Regions from separate parts of the Homo sapiens genome. Here region 2 is linked to region 1. Evidence: chromatin loops called from intact Hi-C (ENCODE). Cell type or tissue: psoas muscle. All regions are shown on one strand. Region 1 overlaps IDE (insulin degrading enzyme). Region 2 overlaps TNKS2 (tankyrase 2).

Evidence for each region. Peaks named below come from ENCODE experiments on the same cell type or tissue, not always from the same donor. Only the 100,000 strongest peaks of a DNase experiment are listed, where the experiment ranks them.
Region 2: a loop joins it to region 1, with 4 times the contacts of the local background. A loop is called at or near these places in 2 of 110 quality-filtered maps.

What each region holds. Positions count from the first base shown.
Region 1 is chr10:92,460,998-92,468,997 of GRCh38, forward strand. It overlaps IDE (insulin degrading enzyme), which reads right to left. Exons shown (of 25, transcript NM_004969.4): 19 at 7,882-7,993; 20 at 4,679-4,846; 21 at 2,734-3,006; 22 at 194-255. Among named protein-coding and RNA genes, the nearest start is that of IDE, 110 kb to the right of the region's middle. In psoas muscle, no CTCF peak of the experiment used is centred here; no DNase peak of the experiment used is centred here.
Region 2 is chr10:91,840,467-91,848,466 of GRCh38, forward strand. TNKS2 (tankyrase 2) reads left to right here. Exons shown (of 27, transcript NM_025235.4): 14 at 95-240; 15 at 817-982; 16 at 1,706-1,925; 17 at 4,453-4,562; 18 at 5,286-5,474; 19 at 7,917-8,000. Among named protein-coding and RNA genes, the nearest start is that of TNKS2, 46 kb to the left of the region's middle. In psoas muscle, no CTCF peak of the experiment used is centred here; no DNase peak of the experiment used is centred here.

The DNA of each region.
Region 1 (8,000 bases):
GCCCAGCTAATTTTTGTATTTTTAGTATAAATGGGGTTTCACCATGTTGGCCAGGCTGGTCTTTAACTCCTGACCTCAAGTGATCCTTCCACCTTGGCCTCCCAAAGTGCTGGGATTACAGGTGTAGGCCGCCATACCCAGCCCTATAATACTTTCATATCAGTCAAAATCTAAATATATGAATTTGACTTACCTTGTAGAATTTGATGATATCTTCCTTGGTAAGTGTCTTTAAATATGCAACCTCAGTGTTATCTGAAAAAGTAATCAAACAATATTTTACTAACATTTTCATATGAAGCAGCCCAGAACAGTACACTAAATGACAATATACTTCACTCCAAGACTCTTAAGTATCCATATATATTTTTTTTTGAGACAGAGTTTCACTCTGTCACCCACGCTGGAGTGCAGTGGCTCGATCTCGGCTCACTGCAACCTCTGCCTCCTGGGTTCAAGTGATTCACCTGCCTTAAGCCTCCTGAGTAGTTGGGATTACAGGCACAAGCCAACACGTCTGGGTAATTTTTATATTTTCAGCAGAGATGGGGTTTCGCCATGTTGGCTAGGCTGGTCTTGAACTCCTGACCTCAAGTGATCTGTCCACCTCAGCCTCCCAAAGTGCCGGGATTATAGGCGTGAGCCATCGCGTCTGGCCAAGTATTCACAATTTTTTTTTTTTTTTGAGATGGAGTCTTGCTCTCTCACCCAGGCTGTTGTGCAGTGGTGCGATCTCAGCTCACTGTAAGCTCTGCCTCCCGGGTTCATGCCATTCTCCTGCCTCAGTCTCCCAAGTAGCTGGGACTACAGGCGCCCGCCACCATGCCCAGCTAATTTTTTTTTTCTTTTTTATATTCTTAGTAGATACGGGGTTTCACCGTGTTAGCCAGGATGGTCTCGATCTCCTAACTCGTGATCCGCCCGCCTCGCACTCCCAAAATGTTGGGATTACAGGCGTGAGCCACTGTGCCTAGCCAAGCATCCACATTTTTACGTGACCATTTGCTTTGATTTCAAATAAAAGTAAGTGGATGTTGGCTGGGCACAGTGGCTCATGCCTATAATCCCAGCACTTTGGGAGGCCAAGGTAGGTGGATCACTCGAGGCCAGAAGTTTGAGACCAGCCTGGCCAACATGGTGAAACCCCATCTCTACTAAAAATATAAAAATTAGCCAGGCATAGTGGAGTATGCCTGTAGACCTAGCTACTCGGGAGAGGCTGAGACATGAGAATCACCTGAACCTGGGAAGCAGAGGTTGCAGTGAGCCAAGATCACATCACTATACTACAGCCTGGGCGACAGAGCAAAACTGTCTCATAAAAAAAAAAAAAAAAAAAAAGGCCAGGTGCAGTGGCTCACACCTGTAATCCCAGCATTTTGGGAGGCCGAGGCAGGGGGATCACCTAAGGTTGGGAGTTCGAGACCACCCTGACCAACATGGAGAAACCCCATCTCTACTAAAAATACAAAGTGGTGGCACATGCCTGTAATCCCAGCTACTTGGGAGGCTGAGGCAGAATTGCTTGAACCCGGGAGGTGGAGGTTGCGGTGAGCCGGAGATCGTGCCATTGCACTCCAGCCTGGGCAACAAGAGCGAAACTCCATCTTAAAAAAAAAATAATAAGTGGATGTAGTGCAATGGGTAAGAGCCTTGGCTCAGGAGCCAGGCCAGCCTGGATTCACATCCTGGCTCTCTGGTTATGAGCTTTTGGATCTTGGCCAGTCACCTCAACTTTTCTAAGCCTCAGTTTCCTCATCTGGAAATTGGGGATAATAACTACTTAATAAGGGCTGCAGTGAGAATTAGGAAAAAGATACATGACAATAACACTGCTAGGTACACGGCAAATGCTCAATAAATGAGAGACAGTATTATCATTAATAGTGAATCCAACTGCTAGATAAATTATAAGTAGGCTGGACGTGGTGGCTCACGCCTGTAATCCCAGCACTTTGGGAGCCTGAGGCAGGAGAATCGCTTGAGCCTAGGAATTCAAGGCTACAGTGAGCTATGATGACACACTGTACTCAAGCCTGGCTGACAGAGTGAGATACTCTCTGAAAGAACAAAACAAAAATAAAAATTATGGGTAAGGAAACTGAGGTCCAAAAAAGGTGTCTTGACCAAGATTTTTAGCTTGTTGGTGTCAGAGTAAGAACACAACCCACATCCTCTGACTTCTAGTACAGCTTAGCACAATCCGTTGTTAATCTATGCTCTAGAAGCAAGGTGAAAGGAAGCTGATTCAAGACAAGAGACTTCAAGAATCACAGCTCTCCCAAATCTGAAAGGAGTGAAAAATCTTTGGAGATCCCTACAGGCAAATGTTTGAACTCCTGTGCCTCAAGGGCAGCATTTGCCTCAAAGGGGTTCAATCTGGTATTATCTCATTTTTTTAGTATTATGGGAAATAGATACTTAGGTATCTGTGATCAGAATCTCAGGATACACTGATGAAACAAAAATGTGAAATTGAATTATTAATACTTTATTGTGAGATATGGGTAGATCCAGGTCTAGGTTTGGAGGGAAAAAAAAGAGATAAGGTTTCTAACAGAAAACTGGGGTTAAATTAAGTAACAGTTCTTTGGAAGTGCCAGCCATCCCCCCACCCCAACTCCCCAAATAGGTAACGGAATATCACCTACAAAATGAATACCATTTTGTAGAATGGCCTTAATCAAATGTTACTTGAATGCCATAAATGTTGGAGCCCTAATTTTACCTTACCTCTGTCAAAATTATATTGCTGGGAGATGATTTCTCCCCAGTATTTAGCACACTCAGCAGATAGCTTCTTTGGTTTGTCTAGTCGACGAATTGCTAATGCCTGAATGTGTTTTTGGAAGGCCTCTTCTGTCATGTCCTCTATGGACTTTTCCATGGTAATTAAGAAAGCTTCCACTCTGCTTTCTAGGTAGTGAGGTGGCTTTTCTGACTGGATGATGAATCTCAAGCCCTGTATGCCATTAGCTCGACGTGGCCCGCTGAAGACGATATAGCCTGAAACACAGACATCAGCCAGTCATGACCGTGGCATTTGAGACCTGGGTCATTTTTAATCCTTCAAAAACTAACCTGTCTGAGCAAATAAAATCTAGTTTAAGGTTTTAGAGTATTCACCTCTTAAAGAAATATGAGCACTTAAGATGGTTTCAGTTCCTAAGGACAGAGCAGAAGAGCTCTCTGAAGAATTACAAAGTTGGAGATGACTTTTTCTTCTTCTTAGGAAAAAAATCCTATTCATTATTCAAACTCCCATCTTGTCACTCCTCACTCTCTGTGAGTTAATCCTCTTCAATCTATGCTAAAGTTACTCCCAGAATATAAAATGCTGGACTCATTTTCATCCCTTAGTGACAGTCCTAGCTGTGTTTCCTTTAACATCCAAGTTCCGCATATGAACACGGCTCTCCTACTGTATTTCTTGTTAGATAATCCATTCCTGAACCAATTAATTCAGAATGCAACTCTCTAGAGATCAAGCTAACTAAAAGTCATACTTCCATGTTATCTCATGAGGACATGCACTACCTTCCTTCAACACCTTTTCAAAACCAAGCTCTTGGCTTATCTCCTTCAGCTGCCCTGCCCTGATCTACCACCTCCAACAGCTGTGGTGCCTCTGGGTCTCACTTCTGAGGAAGTTTCTATCTTCAACATAGCCATTCACAGTTTGATTTTCTTTGAGATGGAGTCTCGCTCTGTCACCCAAGCTGGAGTCAAGTGGCACGATCTCCGCTCACTGCAAACTCTGCCTCCCGGGTTCAAGTGATTCTCTGCCTCAGCCTCCTGAGTAGCTGGGATTACAGGCATGCACCACCACGCCCAGCTAATCTTTGTATTTTTAGTAAAGATGGGGTCTCACCATGTTGGCCAGTCTGGTCTTGAACTCCTGACCTCAGGTGATCCACCCGCCGCAGCCTCCCAAAGTGCTGGGATTATAGGCGTGAGCCACCGTGCCCGGCCAATAGTTTGAGCTCTTATAATAACATTTACCATGCTGTACTAAAATTATTCCTTTACAGGCCTGCCATCCTGATTTGACTGTGAGCTCCTCGAAAGGAAGGACCATCCAGAGCATCCATTTTCCATGTCCAGCACCTAGCACAATGGGTATTTAAACAATGATGGGTACTTGGAGAGACTCATCCTTTTTTCACTGGTTCCTTTCTGTCATTACTGGGGCTTCTTTGAGCTTCTTTCCTCATTGATCAAATCTGCCAGTACCTCAAGACTTTTAACAGTATCTAAAACTGGGAACACTTGCTGTGCCTTCTGTATGTCCCAGGCTTGGGATATAAAGACGAATGAGAGATAATACCTGCCCTCAAGGAACTCAGGCTTTAGTGAATCTAAGCTCCTCTGGATGGCTCATTTCTCATCTTGCTACCCATAAGCTTGTCCTTAGTATCCTTTTCCCCCACCTAAAATGCCCTCTTTATTGACATGTATGTAATATGCAGTATCATCTCATAAATAATTGCTTTAATGTCCATAAGATAGTGATTGCTTATCTTTTAGAAGTGGATTCTCTGTAATAAGGTTTTCTCAAGTCTCTCTAAGTAGACCATGCCTGATATACAGTGTTAGGTGAAAATGTGGAAAATGTTTTACAGGGAAAATAATTCATCAAAGTCTACAGTACCCTGCTATTTCCCCACTTTCCTCTCACCCAACTGCTCCTTGGTGCGCAGGGTGTTGAAGCAAGGTTCCGAGATAATCTGACAGAAGAGCTCCAGAAACATATTCTCTGAGGTGCTTTGCATGTCTGTTTGGTAGTATATCTCGATGCCACAGTTATTGTGAACTTCATTTCTCTGCTGATAAACAAACCATCCTCCTAGGAAGTTTCAAAAAGACAGCAGCAAGTTCAAAAACTTATTTGGGGTTTAATAAAGTCAATGCTATGTCTGCCCACACTTACAGATGATAATTTAGACATTAATAGAAAAGGGAGGTAGAGAAGCCTGGAGTTGTATTTCATTGATTTCACTTTTCTGATCATGTCCAACTTTGACCAACAGTCAAACTTACTAATTATAAATTGGCAGCACTAAGTTCCCTCTCATCAGAAGGAGGGGAGCCAGTGCCATGGCTCACATTTATAGTCCCAGCTACTTGGGAGGCTGAGGCGGGAGGATCACTTGACCCCAGGAGTTTGAGGCTGCAGTGAGCTGTGAGTATACCACTGCACTCCAGACCAAGACACAGAGTGAGACCCTGTCTCAAAAAAAAAAAAAAAAAAAAAAGCAGAGAGAGAGGAACGTGGCCTGTAAGCCTCTCTCCCTCACCCACCTCACATCCTTCTAGCCTTTTTGTACTTTTTTTTTTGAGACAAAGTCTTGTTCTGTCACCCAGGCTGGAGTGAAGTGGTGCCATCTCAGCTCACTGCAACCTCCGCCTACTGGGTTCAAGCAATTCTCTTGCCTCAGCCTCCTGAGTAGCTGGGACTATAGGCATGTGCCCCCACACCTGGCTAATTTTTCTATTTTTGGTAGATACGGGGTTTTGCCATGTTGGCCACGCTGGTCTTGAATTCCTGACCTCAGGTGATCCGCCTGCTTTGGCCTCCCAAAATGCTGGGATTACAGATGTAGGCCACCACGCCTGGCCCTTTTCTTTTTTTTTTTTTGAGACGGAGTCTGGCTCTGTCACCCAGGCTGGAGTGCAGTGGTGCAATCTCGGCTCACTGCAACCTCCATCTCCTGGGTTCAAGCAACTCTCCTACCTCAGCCTCCCAAGTAGCCGGGATTACAGGTGCCTGCCACTATGCCCAGCTAATTTTTGTATTTTTAGTAGAGACGGGGTTTCACCATGTTGGCCAGGCTGGTCTCAAACTCCTGACCTCAGGTGATCCACCCACCTCAGCCTCCCAAAGTGCTGGGATTACAGGTGTGAGCCACTGCACCCGGCTGCCTGGCCCTTTTCATATATATTCTAAAACATCTTCTCGGTTGCAGTGAGCTGATATTGTGCCACTATACTCCAGCCTGGGTGACAGAGTAAGACTCCGTCTCAAAAAATAATAACAAAAATAAAGATAAATAAAACATCTCCTTTATAATGCTTGAAAATTTTCCTTTTCACTTGAGACAGTCTGTCACTCTGGCACCCAGACTGGAGTGCAGTGGCACAATCATGGCTCATTGCAGCCTCAACCTCCTGGGCTCAAGCGATCATCCCACCTCAGCCTCCTAAGTAGCTACAGGTGTGCGCCACTATGCCCAGCTAATTTTTTTTATTTTAAATTTTTTGTAGAAACAAGTTCTATTTTACCCAGCCTAATCTCAAATTCCTGGCTTCAAGCAATCTTTTTACCTTGGCCTCCCAAAGTGCTGGGATTATAGGAATGAGCCACCACCCAGGCCTGAATATTTTACTTTTAAATACTAAGTGCCTTTCCATGGAGAGTTAAGTGAAGAACTATTTAAAGATTCACATCTGATCAGCTGGCTAATTCAGCATGATTTCCTACCACTTAGCATTTTGAGAATGAGATGTGAACTGGGCTATTTTTGAACATGGAGAAATTTGGGAGGGTACTTAGGAGGCAAAAGAGATTAAGATCCTAGGAAAGGAGACAGAAAGAGGGAAGTAGAGTCAAAAGAAGTAAGAAGGATGAATTGCACTTTGAAATATTGTTTCTACACTGGCCTCACTTTGAAGTCAACTGTTATGGCTCTTGCATAGAATATCCTGAGTCTTTCTCTAATTGTAGTGGGATCAGCACATCCTGAGTCTTGTCCTGGTTTTAGTGACTGAGGAATAAACTGGCAAAAGTTGGAAATAAACCACTACCAGATCTGTGATGACTGGTCATGCACAACAGCAGAGCTGGGCTCAACGTATCTCTAAGCATTCAACAAAGGTATCCTGAAGTAATAATATGTTCCAGTTGCTTTAGAAGCTACTCAAATGAACTAGACACAGACTTTGGCTTTAAGGAATGTACAGTCTAACAAGAAGATGGAGATGCACTTCAATCCCAACACAAGAGAAGTGCTAAGTAGCTTGAATAGGGAGGTTCAGAAAAATTGTGCTGCAAGTCCAGAGGTAGATGTGATTATTTCTAGCTGGGAGTTTTAGAAAAAGTTTAGTGGAATAAGTAGCTTATAAAATAGGCCTGGAAGGAGAAGTAGGATGTAGGCACTGGCCCATGAAGAAGAAGGGGGAAAGGAGAACACCATTTTGGGAGGATAAAATAGCTGGGGGGAAAAGGCAGCACAGATGGTTCATGCATAGGGAACAACCAAACAATCAAGCTTGGCCAAAAAAAGCTTCTCTTCCTTCATTTAATATACCTTCTATTACACAGTTTTGAGCAATATTGACAATAATGCTTAATGAGTTTTTATCAGAAGAAGCCACTGTTAATGTAAAAGTAACCCAACATTGTAAACCCCAATATATAAATTCAATAAAAGTCTTTGTTAATCCCTTATAAAAATATACTTGTAATGATTACATGTTATCTGCACCTGTGGGTTTCCTAAAACTATTTCTGCCAAAGAATCCTATGGGTTTCCAATTAAATATTATAATTCCAGTTTCCATTTTTATAAATGTATTTTATTTCATGACTCATAGTCAATACCTTTGTGATATTTTTACTTCCTAATTCCCCTTCATTCAAGTACCCGTCAATTCCAGTATCATTCTCTTCAAAATTATTGCCTATCTCCAATTTTACTTATTTGGCCCTCCTACCAAAAATTTTTTTGGCAGAATTACCTATCTCTAATCATAATTCTGTAAATAGGAGAGGTTCCCAAGTAAATCTTTGGCGTAAAACTATACCAAATTCAGCCCACCTGTAATCACCCACACTGTTATGTCAAAATAGTCCATTCCCAAAGTTACAACATCTCTACTTACTGTCAGGGAGCTGAACTTCTCTATACCGAACCAGCTGACTTGGAAGGAGAGGTTTGGTATGAGCATGTTCAATGAGGGTGTCTTCAACCATCTGCATAATTCCTAATGCAGCCTATGGA
Region 2 (8,000 bases), 620 kb before region 1:
AGTCAGACACTTTGAAAATTCCTACTAAATGACTTGAAACAAGAAATAACAATATGTAGATGTAGTATCATGTATGTTGTGTTTTGTCCTTCAGAAACTGTGTACTGTTCAGAGTGTCAACTGCAGAGACATTGAAGGGCGTCAGTCTACACCACTTCATTTTGCAGCTGGGTATAACAGAGTGTCCGTGGTGGAATATCTGCTACAGCATGGAGCTGATGTGCATGCTAAAGATAAAGGGTAAATGCCAATGATTGTTATGGACTCTCTTCCTTACTTTTACTTGACCTTTTTAGGAAAACCTGGAAATATAATATGTTTTATTTTTCAAGAAAGCCTGTTTCCTAACATTGGCCTAAATATTAAATAGAGCTTCTTAATTTCAATTAAGATTTTATATGGTTAGCATTCATATAAAGACTTTATTGGCATAATGCCTGAGAATTTTATAATGGCCAAGGAGATTATAACATTAGTGTGATATTGACTTTTAATGTAGTAAATTTTTCAGTTTCCATGGAGGGTTTTTTAATTCTTCCAGTTTATCTTGAAGTTATTTTTTATTAAAAATATACAATTCTAGACGTTGCATATATGGATGAATGTTATAGTCTCTGCATTTAAAACATTTTTTAAATGTTCTCCCCTGACTCACCAAAAAGAACTTATTTCTGCCTTAAATAGATTTAGGTTCTACAAAGTATAATCAGTATAATTCCTTATGTAGTTCAAGAATTATCTTTCATCAGTTATATGTAATTATTTAAATTAAAACATGTTCTTCTGTGGCATTATTGTTCATTTATTACTTTTCAGAGGCCTTGTACCTTTGCACAATGCATGTTCTTATGGACATTATGAAGTTGCAGAACTTCTTGTTAAACATGGAGCAGTAGTTAATGTAGCTGATTTATGGAAATTTACACCTTTACATGAAGCAGCAGCAAAAGGAAAATATGAAATTTGCAAACTTCTGCTCCAGGTATATTTAAATACTTAACTGTAAAGAGTATGAATTACATAGCATATGTTTATGGTTTTCTAAATAATTCTAGTATAAAGTTAAACTAGTAAGCAATGGGAAGCAATGTTACCTAATTCTGTACCTAGATTTTAGAATAAATATAATAAACATTTTATATTTTAATCCACAAGTATGTTTACTAGCACCTAGAGTTATTTTTGTCTAGAGCCAACTATCATGTGATAGTTCTCTTATTATTTTTAGTTTTTCTCTTTGGTACTTTTATATTCATCAAATATAAAAATATTTGATGAATTATTTACTTACAAGCCAGATTTATTTAGCATTGATAAAATGGATGATACTGGTTCAGTACAGATACCAGTGGATATTTTACAATAACAAGAATACAGAGATTTATACTTTATTTAAATGTTCATGAAAAGTAAAAATAGTATAACATGAAAGTTAATTTTTAATGAAATATGACTTTATTTTGAATGTAGTTTAAAATTTTGACTACATTAATGCATTAAAAAATCCAGTAATATTTAACTGCCTCTGTATTCTTTTTATAATAATTCTTTGTATAAACATTAGTAACAGTGATGTTAACCTTCAAAGTAGAGTCTCAATATAAATTTAGTTTTTCTTTGGTATAGTTAACACTGACTATTTTCTCATTGACCAAAGGCACATTTAAGCCATTTCCCCCTTTTTTTCTGTTTTTCACATGCCTAGCATGGTGCAGACCCTACAAAAAAAAACAGGGATGGAAATACTCCTTTGGATCTTGTTAAAGATGGAGATACAGATATTCAAGATCTGCTTAGGGGAGATGCAGCTTTGCTAGATGCTGCCAAGAAGGGTTGTTTAGCCAGAGTGAAGAAGTTGTCTTCTCCTGATAATGTAAATTGCCGCGATACCCAAGGCAGACATTCAACACCTTTACATTTAGCAGGTAAGTGAATGAAGTTTCACAGATTTAGGCTGGTAATATCTGAGATTCATTTTACCCAGGTAAAATATTTTCTGTAACTAAACTTTAAAAATTCAAATCAGGCCAAGCATGGTGGCTCACACTTGTAATCCCAACACTTTATGAGGCTAAGGCAGGAGGATTGCTTGAGCCCAGGAATTTGAGAGCAGCCTGGGCAACATGGCAAAACCACACCTCTATAAAAAATTACAAAAATTAGCCAGGAGTGGTGGTGTGCACCTGTAGTCCCAGCTATTCAGGAGGCTGAGGTGGGAAGATTGAGCCCAGGAGGTCACGGATGCAATAAGCCTTGATTGTGCCACTGTACTCCAGAAACAAAGTGAGACCCTGTCTCAAAAAATAAAAAAAATAAATAAAAATTCAAATCAAGTATCTTCTAATGCCACCATTATACTCTTCAGTGTATTTGTACAGGACGACCGTACTTGAAGCTATTAGCTGAGTTCGAGTTCACTTTATTACTAGTATGTTACATTCAGTAAGAACAATTGAAGTAGGCTCTGCCAGTCCCCATGTGCTTTGGGAATCATTATTCCAGGTAATCATTTTATTGGTATCACCTTTGGTAAACAAGTTTTGAAAAATATGCCTACTTGAGCCAGCCTTCCTTATAGGAAGCTAAAGCTTTCTATTTTTCCTGATGGTAGCTGCTAAGCACAAGCAGGAAAAAAAAAAAATCTCAAAACTCTCAGAAGTTACATAAGCCTCTCACCAAAGTTATCTGTTGTTTTGGTTTGTGAGAGTTCTCATAACAAAATACCAAAGACCAGGTGGCTTAAACAACAGAAATTTGTTTTCTCACAGTTCTGGAGGCTAGGAGTCCAAGTTCAAGGTGTTGGCAGAGTTGGTTTCTTCTGAAACCCCCTCTTGGCTTGCAGCTGTCTACCTTCTCAGTGTGTCCTCCATTGGAACATGGTGTCTCTTTCTATATGTCCTAGTCTCTACTTTTAAGGAAACCAGTCAAATTAGATTAGAGCCCACCCTAATGGGCTCATTTTAACTTTTTTAGCTCTTTAAAGGCTCTGTCTCCAAATAGAGTCATATTCTAAGGTACTGGGGTTAGGGCTTCAACATAAGAATTTTGCAGGGTACAATTCATTTCGTGACATTTGTTTTAAGGTTTCACTCATAAAACTGGCACAGTGTACCTTTGTTTTCAGTGCAAATATACAATATATTGTGGTTTCAGTACAGCTTTTTCAGCTGCATTACAGATGTTAGGAAATCATTAAAATCACTGAGCTATAGCTAATACCTCAGTGGAGTTCCATCATAGACACAGCGGACTCATACAAGTTTGTCTAAATATACATGATTTAAACATGGTATAAAAAGCAAGAAAAAATAATGCAAAATTTCTGCCATTTCGTGTAATGTGGGAGATGGAAATGTATGATGTTCATTTCAGTCTTGTATTATAACTTGGTGTTATACATGATTTTTACCTTTAAATTCTCACTCCATGTAAGTTGAGACCTCACTGTCCAAAGAAACCAATTACTCTATGTGTCTTTCAAGTATTTTGGAAGTGATAAGCCACAAATGCTAACATGGTGAGAAAAAGCTTTACTTCCACTGGCTATCAGGAGTTTCTAGTCCATGCAAGACAAAATATGACTTGACCTTTGATTGGAAGTTGTGCTGTGCATATTTATGTTAGCTTTTATATCTTTCTTGTAGCCTATCTAGAACACTTAACATTACTGTGTCCAAGTTGTCTTTGTAAGTCACAAATAATTTGTATGCATAAAATATTTCTGTCCACTTCTGCAGCGTTAAATACCATACCTTGAGACCTAGAAAGACTTTTAGATTAATGTAATATTTTATGGTAGTTTTATAATTGTATTCTTCTTTACTTGATCTTTTTAAATTCTTTTGCTTTAAATCCTTTAGCAAAAGGATAAAAACTATAATAGAAATAAGTTTTATTTCATGGCTTTAACAGCACCTAAGTTCCTCTACTAGACTTGCAGAGATGTGTACCTCTGAGTTCTCTCTAGCAAAAAAGCATGCTCTTGTGGCCTTCTGGGGAAGAGGACTCTGAGGCCCACTCTGGTTTGACTTGTATGTGATTGCAGACCTTTGACTTGCAGCCTCTGAGACCCATGTACCTGAGTTCAAGAAGTGGTATGTAACACCCATGAAGGCAGAGACTTTGGTAGGAAGGTTTTCATAGGAAAGATACAAGCAAATCAGTCAATATAATTTTGGGAATCTACAAAGCTAATTGATAACACAAAAAGCTTCCAACTTGAGGCAAGGGGGAAATGTTTTCCAGAAGGTAAATTGTTAATAGAGTCCAATGAGCTATTTCAGATTTATACAAAATCTCTTTTTTTATGTTTTCAGTAATGTCTATGCCTTATAAATACATATATATATGTATACATGTAATGACTTTTTTATGTTAACAAGTGGAAGTATTATGACATAGGACTAAAAAAGAAAAAACAAGTAAAGTAATTTTACTTCTTTTCTAAATTAGCTGGTTATAATAATTTAGAAGTTGCAGAGTATTTGTTACAACACGGAGCTGATGTGAATGCCCAAGACAAAGGAGGACTTATTCCTTTACATAATGCAGCATCTTACGGGGTAAGTTCTTCCGTGTTACCTTTAAAAATTTGTGGAATTTTAAAGTGAAAGTCAGTATTGCAGCTCAAATGGAATGTAGTTTGATGTTCTCATTTTACAGAGAAGTAAGTGGCAGAGCTAAAGAAGTTAAATAACTTCCAAATTTCGGTTCTGAATCTGTTCTAAGCTTGCTGTGTGATATGCGGTGTATTGTTGTTTGTTTTATTATCTGCCTTAACACCTGTCTCTTATTTTCAGTGAGATGTTGGTGATTGTGTTTATTTGTTGGTACCCAGAAAATCCACTGGGGCACCAACGGGGTAGATGGAATCTGTACAGATTCAGATGCATTGTTCCTGACTTATCATAGTCCAATGTGACATTCAAAATTGACCATCTTCAATGGTATAGTTTGAATAATTGAGGAAGATTGCTGCTTTATAAATTGACATTTAGTAGTTATAACATTTGAATAAATTAGAAATTATTGAAGTCATATTAGTCTAGTTTCCTGCTAAATAGAATTCTTAACTCTTTTCTAGATAGTTTCTCAAGTTATTGAAATGTCCACTGTAATTTTTAATCAGCTACTCATAAGTTGTGATGTTGGGGAGAAAGAGTTTTTCTTTTCATTTCCAGAATAAGTTTGAAAATGTGGAAGTAGGTACGTAACTAGTTTCATTTTAAGAAAGTAAAGTGTGACAAAATAATATTTCAGACTGTAACGGGTATTTTCTTTTACAGCATGTAGATGTAGCAGCTCTACTAATAAAGTATAATGCATGTGTCAATGCCACGGACAAATGGGCTTTCACACCTTTGCACGAAGCAGCCCAAAAGGGACGAACACAGCTTTGTGCTTTGTTGCTAGCCCATGGAGCTGACCCGACTCTTAAAAATCAGGAAGGACAAACACCTTTAGATTTAGTTTCAGTAAGTGATGGGCTTTTTGAAAAATCTCAGTGCTTTTCTGACTTGTTAAAATTCACTTGATGTTATTATAAAATGTCTTTATAGTCAATGTGAATGGCAAAATCTGGGTTTTAGCCTGATTTTAATGTAAGAGTTCTTTAGTATTAAAATATAATAGAATTATAAAGTAATATAATTATCCTTCTGTAGAATAGAATTATCAATCAGTTATTATATACTGAGTATTTTGGAAATAGGAAAAAGAAGTACATGATATAACTGCTTACGTTAGTTAGGAAACTAAACAGACCCAGGCCCTCAGAAAATGCTGTTACTTATAGTGCATACAGCGCAGATGGTACAGACCATGGGTCTTACACACGGCCCCAACTGGGAACATTGCCCCCCAAGGTGCAGCCACAAACCCTGCTGCCAGTAGAGATTCCTTTTCCTCCCACACTGCCTCATCCCAGAGTTCTTGTTGCTCACCCTACCTTAACTGTTCATGAAACAAGTCTATTATCCACTTTCCTGTGGAGGTCCTGTTTTCCTTCCCCTCTCTCCAGAGCATGGAGCAGGTGTAGGAGCTTCCACTGAACCTTCCACCTCTGCTTTGGGCACTGAAGCAGATGCCTCTCTTGCCTCTACCACTGAGGACATTGACTAGAGCAGTGGAAAGAAAGGAGGAAGGAATTCTTTTTGAGATGAGAAGGAAGGGGAATCTTTTCTGCAGACTGCTTTCTACTGAGAAAGATTACATTGTTCCACATTACAATAAGAAACTGAGGTAGTTCAGCTGCATTGGTGCTTAAGTAGGTTTTTCTCAGTCAGCTAACAACCCAGCCATATTTACAACATTATCTCTTCAGGGAAATATCTTTCTAGTTCCAAGTTACCTTAAAAGTGAACATTTGGAATTCATTCCACCCATATGTTAGTTGACCAGATACAATTAAGTTACAATGAAGCAAAATGCTGTAGAGAACATACAGGGGCTTTAGAGTCAGACAGACTGGGCCTAGAATTCCAGCTGCACGATTTAAGTTGTACAATCTTATGAACTGCCTAACCTCTAAACCTTAGTTACCTCATCTATAGATAGAGGTAAAATATATCTGGTTAGTATGAGAATTAAATGGGGTAATTTACTTAAAGTCTTTGGCATGGTATCAGGTACATAAAAAGCACTCAATAAATGGTACTATTATTATAAACAAATGTCATTTACAAATTGTGAGTGCAATGGGAATGCATAGACTGGGGGAAGAGAAAGGTGATGACTGGAATAGTCAGAACAAATGACTATGAAACAAGTACTAATTTATTCCTTGCTGAACATTAGTTGAACGTTGTGAAAGAAGAGTACATATTACAAATTAAACAAATTAATGTACCAATAAATGTGAGGACTTTTTTCCATTCTAGCAGATTTTTTTTAATTTTTATTTATTATTATTTTTTTGAGATGGAAGTCTCACTCTGTCACCCAGACTGTAGTGCAGTGGCACAATCTGGGCTCACTGCAACCTCCGCCTCCCAGGTTCAAATGATTCTGCTGCCTCAGCCTCCCGAGTAGCTGGAATTACAGGCATGCGCCACCACACCCAGCTAATAATTTTTGTATTTTCAGTAGAAATGGGGTTTCACCATGTTGGCCAGGCTGACCTCAAGTGATCGACCCACCTCGGCCTCCCAAAGTGCTGGGATTACAGGCATAAGCCACTGCACCTGGCCCCATTCTAGCAGATTTGATTAAAATGATTATCTTTTCTACCCACCTCCTCTCCAAAAAACTTTCAGTTTTAAGGAACAAATACATTGCTGAATATTTTCCAGGAAATACAAACAATTCAGTTTGCTAAAGTTCTGTGTAGGTTGAATTACTTCTTTCAGAGTAACTACAATAGGACTAAAATCTCTTACCTTTTAAAATTGATATTTCTGTAATTCGTTGTGCTTCTCAGTCACAGTATCAGAATTAGGGTTTTGTTCATGCTTTGCCATATTTAAATTATATTTTGACAATATGTGTTTTGGAAGAGATGTTCTCAGTTATGTCTTATATTTTAATAACAGTTTAGCTGGATACAGGTTGAATATCCCTTATCGGAAATGCTTAGAACCAGATGTGTTTTCGGCTTTTGGATATTTTTTTCAGATTTTGAAATATTATACTCAAGCATTATACTTACTGTTGAGCATCCCCGATCCCCAAATCTGAAATCCAAAATGCTCCAATAAACATTTCCTTTGAGCTTCACGTCAACATTTTAAAATTTTCAGATTTGGGATGTTTGACCTGTATTAACCTGTTTGCTTCACTTTTTAAAATGAATAATCCTCCATTGTGATAGTACTGGCACAAATTGCTGGGTTTTCTCATATTTTTAAATATATTTTATTAGGTATAATAGCATTTTAAAACTTGCTTATGGCAGATGTTGTCTCTGACACGTACCCTAGGCGGATGATGTCAGCGCTCTTCTGACAGCAGCCATGCCCCCATCTGCTCTGCCCTCTTGTTACAAGCCTCAAGTGCTCAATGGT